Linked DNA regions of Homo sapiens: region 1 is linked to region 2. A link is an interaction called in ENCODE POLR2A ChIA-PET data of the cell type or tissue named here. Cell type or tissue: PC-9. All regions are shown on one strand. Each heading gives the region's core, and the rest is flanking DNA. Links, peaks and the distances in the headings are about the cores only.

Region 1 (2,902 bases), core at 241-2,740, 110 kb after region 2:
GCCCCACCAGGCACTGGGCGCCTGCCGTGCCAACCAATAGCTGTCCCGATGCCAGCTGCATGGAGCAGCATGGGGCTTTGTGAGGTGGTTTTCACTTACAGCGTTGAAGAGCTCTGTGGTCAGGCCGAGGTAGTTGTGCAGAGCCAGAAAGGTCACCCTCTGCAGCCGCACCATGATGATCTGCAAGAACACGCCAGCTGCGCGGTGACCACCGGCCTGGGGTACAGGGCGGGCCCCCGGCAGCACCACACAGAGCACTGAGAACCGTGCCCCAAACCCTGCAGATGCCACAGACCGAACCCTCTCAGGGTGAAAAACCCCGCAGACTTGACACCTCACCACGGTCAAGTAACACGTTCACATCACGGGGAATGGGACAAGGGGCACATGAAGACTGCATTGTTTTTGCAAGTTTTCTATAAATCTAAAGTTACTCCAAAGTGAGAAGTTTAATAAAAATGTAAAAATCTCTTTGGGGGTAGTGAGGGATCTTAAGACCTCTTTGAGATTGTGAACATTCATTTTTATTTTAAGATATATATTACAATTTTTTTTTGACATGGTGTCTCGCTATGCCGCCCAGGCTGGAGTGCAGTGGCACCATCTCGGCTCACTGCAAGCTCCGCCTCCCGGGTTCATGCCGTTCTCCTGCCTCAGCCTCCCGAGTAGCTGGGACTACAGGCGCCCGCCACCACGCCTGGCTAATTTTTTGTATTTTTAGCAGAGACGGGGTTTCACCGTGTGAGCCAGGATGGTCTCGATCTCCTGACCTCGTGATCCGCCCACCTCGGCCTCCCACAGTGCTGGGGTTACAGGCGGGAGCCGCCGCGCCCGGCCAAGAGACGGGGTTTCACCGTGTGAGCCAGGATGGTCTCGATCTCCTGACCTCGTGATCCGCCCGCCTCGGCCTCCCACAGTGCTGGGGTTACAGGCGTGAGCCGCCGCGCCCGGCCCCAGATTTTTAAAATATAACCTTCATTATTCCCGAACCCACTCAGAATCCCACAACACCAGTGGTAAGTCCCGCCAATGAAGTTGATTTCTCTATTCCTCTGAAATCACCTTCATGGCTGTAAAGCTCAGAACTGAGAAAGTAAGTGGGCAATAAACCCACTCAAATCCCAAACCAGTGCCCAGGCCCCCCCAGGGTGACCCACAGCAGCTAGAAGAGTTGTCTGAAAAAGTGACTCACCTGCACCACCCTCACCAGAGTTTCCGGATATTTCTCAAAAACTCCATGAAAAGCCGCAGCTGGAAGCCGGAGGATGGTGGACGGGATGGCCGCGCGGACGGAGACCGTTTTGTAAGGTGCAGCATGGCCCTGTAACAACAGCTCCATCAGTCCCCACTCTGTGGGCCTGGCCAACCCCCCAGGGAATGCCAAGGCTCCTGGAAGCCCTGGAGGAGGCCCCGCCTGCTGCCCAGTCACACGGCTCCATTCTCCCTCCCAGGCTGGGCTGTGCAAAGTGCTGCTTTTGGCACCAGCTGCACACGTTTTTTGACTGTCCAAGACATGTGCGGCGAAGGACTGGCTGACGATGAAATGTGGGTGAGGGGAGGCCCGCAGGCAGCCACCCCACCAGACCTGGGCACTCACCATGGGGAGTTCCAACCACTCCCACCTGCCACTGAGGCTCACGGACCAGCTCACCAGCGTCCTACTCTACGTCCGACATCAGCGTCGGTACCCCTCGCCAAAGGGCGTGCCAGACACCAACCTGAGCGGGCTTCCTAAAAAGGCCACCGAGAGGGTCAGGAGCCACCACTGTCAAATGCCCACCGCCACAGTGGGGTCACCGCCTAGGACAGGGAGCGCGCACTGCCGGGTCGCACGAGGCCCAGGTGAGGAGCCACAGTGGCTCACCGCGTGGATGTGGCCAGCAGAGCTCCACACGGCCAAGGAAAGAGCCCAGGAAAAGCCCCAGTGAGTGACGTGGTTTCCATCTTCTAGAAATTGGTGGGCTCTAGAGAGAAAAGGCTGTTTTTAAATCACGCTGTGATCTGCATGCAGGCAGATTCTTCTGGAAACTTGTTGGCTCTAGAGACGAAAGGCTGTTGTTTACACCATGCCGTCACCTGCCTGCAGAGACAGATTTTTTTTTTTTTTTGAGACAGAGTCTCGTTCTGTCGTCCAGGCTGGAGTGCAATGGCGTGATCTTGGCTCACTGCAAGCTCCGCCTCCCGGGTTCACACCATTCTCCTGCCTCAGCCTCCACAGTAGCTGGGGCTACAAGCGCCCGCCACCACGCCCGGCTAATTTGTTTTTTGAATTTTTAGTAGAGACAGGGTTTCACTGTGTTAGCCAGGAGGGTCTCGATCTCCTGACCTCGTGATCCGCCCACCTCGGCCTCCCAAAGTGCTGGGATTACCGGCGTGAGCCACCACGCCTGGCTCAGATTATTCTGGAAATTAGTTGGCTCTAGAGAGAAAAGCCTTCTGTTTACATCACGCCGTCACCTGCATGCAGAGGCAGATTCACCCTTTTTGGTGCACACCTCTAGCATTTTCACCCCCACCACAGAAACAGAACAATCCCAACCTCCAATGCCCCTGGCAGCCTTTTCGCAACCTCCTTTCTTCCCACCACTGGGTCTTGGCAATGCTCCCCCGTCTTCTGTCCCAGTGGTTGTGCCTTTGTCAAAATGTCACATAAATGGAGGCACAGAGTGTGGAGGCTTCCCTCAGCGGTGTGACACACTCGAGATTCCCCCACGGTGGCATGTCTGACAGAGGTCTCTGCCTTGACTCCCAAGTGCTGGCTGTCTCGTGGAGGCCTCGCAGGGTCTCCGTCCATTCAGCAGTCGAGATTCCCCCACGGTGGCGCGTCTGCCAGAGGCCTGTGCCTTGGCTCCTGAGTGCTGGCTGCCTCATGGAGGCCTTGCAGTGTCTCCTCGTGAAGGCC
Region 2 (2,902 bases), core at 196-2,695:
GAGAATCACTTGAACCCAGGAGGTGGAGGTTGCAGTGAGCTGAGATTGCACCACCGCATTCCAGCCTGGGCGACAGAGCGAAACTCTGTCTCAAAAAAAAAAAAAAAAAAAAATTAACAACCAACCCTTTTAAGTGTCTTCATTTCTTCTGAAAGGTGCTAACTCAAGCCAAATTGTTGCCATGAGTCCTGTGACCACAGAACGTTGGGTTCTGAGAACCCCAGAGGCTCTTGTTCCCTGGCCCCACGATCCACACCCAGGGAGACGACACAGCTGGGTCCCTACCCACACGGGGCAGAACTGCACAACGAGGAAGCCCCCCTGGGGGCGGCCTGGCATGGAGGAGGTGACCCACGGGGGACGTGCCTGACTCACTGTGGAGGCGACGCTGCTGAGGGCGGGGGGCAGGGCGAGGGCTGTGTCCTTTCCCACAGAGCCTGGCAGACCCCCAGGGCCTGAGTGAGGTCCAAGGCTCTGCAGGTGACTGTGCCTGGAGCCCCAGCCCCCGGCCTCAGTGCTTTCCCACAGAGCCTGGCAGACCCCCCAGGGCCTGAGTGAGGTCCAGGCGTCTCAGGGGACTGCAGGTGACTGTGCCTGGAGCCCCAGCCCCCAGCCTCAGTGCAGATTTCGGTCATTGGCTGTGGCTGCCCTGTGCGCTGAGCAGGTGTCCAGGTGGGCATAGGCTGGCACCTCTAGGGCCCCTGGACCACCGCAGAACCTGTAGCAGATTCCGGCTGAGGCCCCGAGGCCGGCCCCCCGGGTGGGGAGTCCCAGGCCTGGCCGTGAGATGGAGTAGATGATGCCGAATGGAGCGCAGGCGTGGGAGGGGCACGCACGCCCAGAAAGGCTCATCTTCACCCCAAACCCAGCTGAGCCCAGGATGCCCCCTTCCCAGAGAAGGAAACCAGCGAAGGCACAGCTGCCCCCGAGCCCTGGGCATGGGGCTTGCTCCGGAGATGGGCTCTGAGGCAGGATGGGGGGCAGCCCTGCTCCTCGGTTTCCTGGGAGGCCTGGCCAGACACCCGGCGGCCTCCCAGGGAGCCTCCACAGGAAGGCGGGACCGGCGGGACCAACAGGATGTGCAGGGGCCCCTCCCTCGAAGCTTCGCCCTCAAGTAGGACCCAAAGCTCCCTCAAACGACCCCTGAACAGGCCGACCTTGAAGGACCCCACAAGAACCCAGGTTGCTGGCAGAGGCTCAGAGGTGGCCATGGCAGGCCAGCGGCGGCCGTCAGTCTCTCCATCGGTGCCACAGCACCACCAGCCCCGGGACCTGGAAAAGGAGCGGCAGGCGGAGGCGGGGGTGGGGGAGGTTGGGGGGAGGGGGATGGGTGGGGGAGGGGGAGGGGGTGGGGGAGTGGGAGGGAGTCGGGGAGGCGGAGGGCTTCCTGTGGCCGCGGTGCACAATGGTGTTTTCTGCACACCGCAGTGAGTCACCCAAGACGGACTGGAAGCCGGGCCACCCTGCATTCTTGTCCGGGCGCCAGGTCACGCTTCCTCTGCGGTTTTTCTGTGGTGTTTCCCTGAGGACCGGTGGGCCCTCCAGGTGGGCCTTGTGCCGCCAGCAGGCGTGGCCAGGAGGGCGGGAGGCGGCAAGAGAGTGGGCTGTGTGCCCCCCAGGTCTCCCTGGCACCCCGATGGGGGGCTCCCAGGCTCCCCCACCCCCACAGAGCCGGCCTTACTGCCCTCTTCTGAGAGCGCCAACCTTGAGGGCCCTGCAGCCGCCACCCCCAGGATGCGGCAAGGACAGGGGGCTGGAGGCCGGCCTGAGACCCAGAGCGAGTGGGCGGGCAACACTGGCTTCAGAGCCCCCAGAAGCTGTTGATCCCAAAGGAGGCCTCCAAGGCCTGTCCCCTCCCCACCTCATATTGTCTGACACAGCAGCCACAGCTGAAAGTGCAAGACACGTGATTAGAGAAGGGTCAATATCTCTGTGACAGCTTTTTATATCGACTGCATGTGGAAATGGAAATATTTTGGGCATACTGGAGTTAAATAAAATATATTATTAAAATAAATTCACTTGTTTCTCAGTTTTTAAATGTGTCTACAAGAAAACTTAAAAGCCTCCTCGTCATAAAGCTCCAGGTGCCCACCGGGGCCCTTCCAGGAGAAGCAAACAGCCCCGCGGCCACCACTCCCCAAACAGTGTCAGTGGGAACCAGAAACATTCCACATGGGACAGGGTGGATACCCCAGAGCCCCCCGGGAGCAGCCCCCAGAGGCACGAGGGCACAGCAGGATGAGCTGATGCTGGCAAGATGGCCACGCACAGCCGGGGCCCCTCGGGAGGGAGTTCAGGCCTCCTCAGTGAACAGCAGCCTTGACTCACACACTGTGTCCACTGGCTTCAAAGGGAATTCCATGTGTTTACCATCTCAGTGACCATTTTTATTTAATTTTTTTGAGACAGGGTCTCACTGTCGCCCAGGATGGAGTGCGGTGGGGCGATCACGGCTCACGGCAGCCTCAATCTCCAGGGCTCAAACGATCCTCCCACCTCAGCCTCCTGAGTAGCTGGGACCACCGGAGTGCACGCTACACCTGGATAATTTTGGGAGGGGTATTTTTTGTAGAGATGGGGTCTCACTACGTCACCCAGACTGGTCTCAAACTCCTGAGCTCGGTAATCCTCCTGCCTCAACCTCCCTAAGTGCTGGGATTACAGGCGTGAGCCACCACACCCAGCCTCAGTAACTGCTCTATAACTTTGAGATATAATTCACATACCATAAAATTTACCCTCAAAGTTACAACTCGGTGTTTTCAACATGTTCACATACATGAGTCACCATCACCACTATCCAACTCCAGAACTTTTTTTTTTGAGACGGAGTCTCACTCCGTCGCCCAGGCTGGAGTGCAGTGGCGTGATCTTGGCTCACTGCAAGCTCCGCCTCCCG

The links. Peaks named below come from ENCODE experiments on the same cell type or tissue, not always from the same donor. Only the 100,000 strongest peaks of a DNase experiment are listed, where the experiment ranks them.
Region 1: POLR2A ChIA-PET joins it to region 2 with 15 read pairs; 5 of 35 experiments call an interaction of 5 or more read pairs at or near these places.

The regions. Positions count from the first base shown.
Region 1 is chr9:137,521,537-137,524,438 of GRCh38, forward strand. PNPLA7 (patatin like domain 7, lysophospholipase) reads right to left here. Exons shown (of 35, transcript NM_001098537.3): 9 at 1,193-1,321; 10 at 100-180. Among named protein-coding and RNA genes, the nearest start is that of PNPLA7, 27 kb to the right of the region's middle. In PC-9, for the core only: no CTCF peak of the experiment used is centred there; no DNase peak of the experiment used is centred there.
Region 2 is chr9:137,410,393-137,413,294 of GRCh38, forward strand. The region is part of intron 1 of EXD3 (exonuclease 3'-5' domain containing 3); the gene reads right to left. Among named protein-coding and RNA genes, the nearest start is that of EXD3, 11 kb to the right of the region's middle. RefSeq lists silencers at 1,379-1,558, 1,494-1,863, 2,605-2,899. In PC-9, for the core only: no CTCF peak of the experiment used is centred there; a DNase peak (open chromatin) is centred at 1,449; H3K4me3 peaks cover 378 bases; H3K27ac peaks cover 363 bases.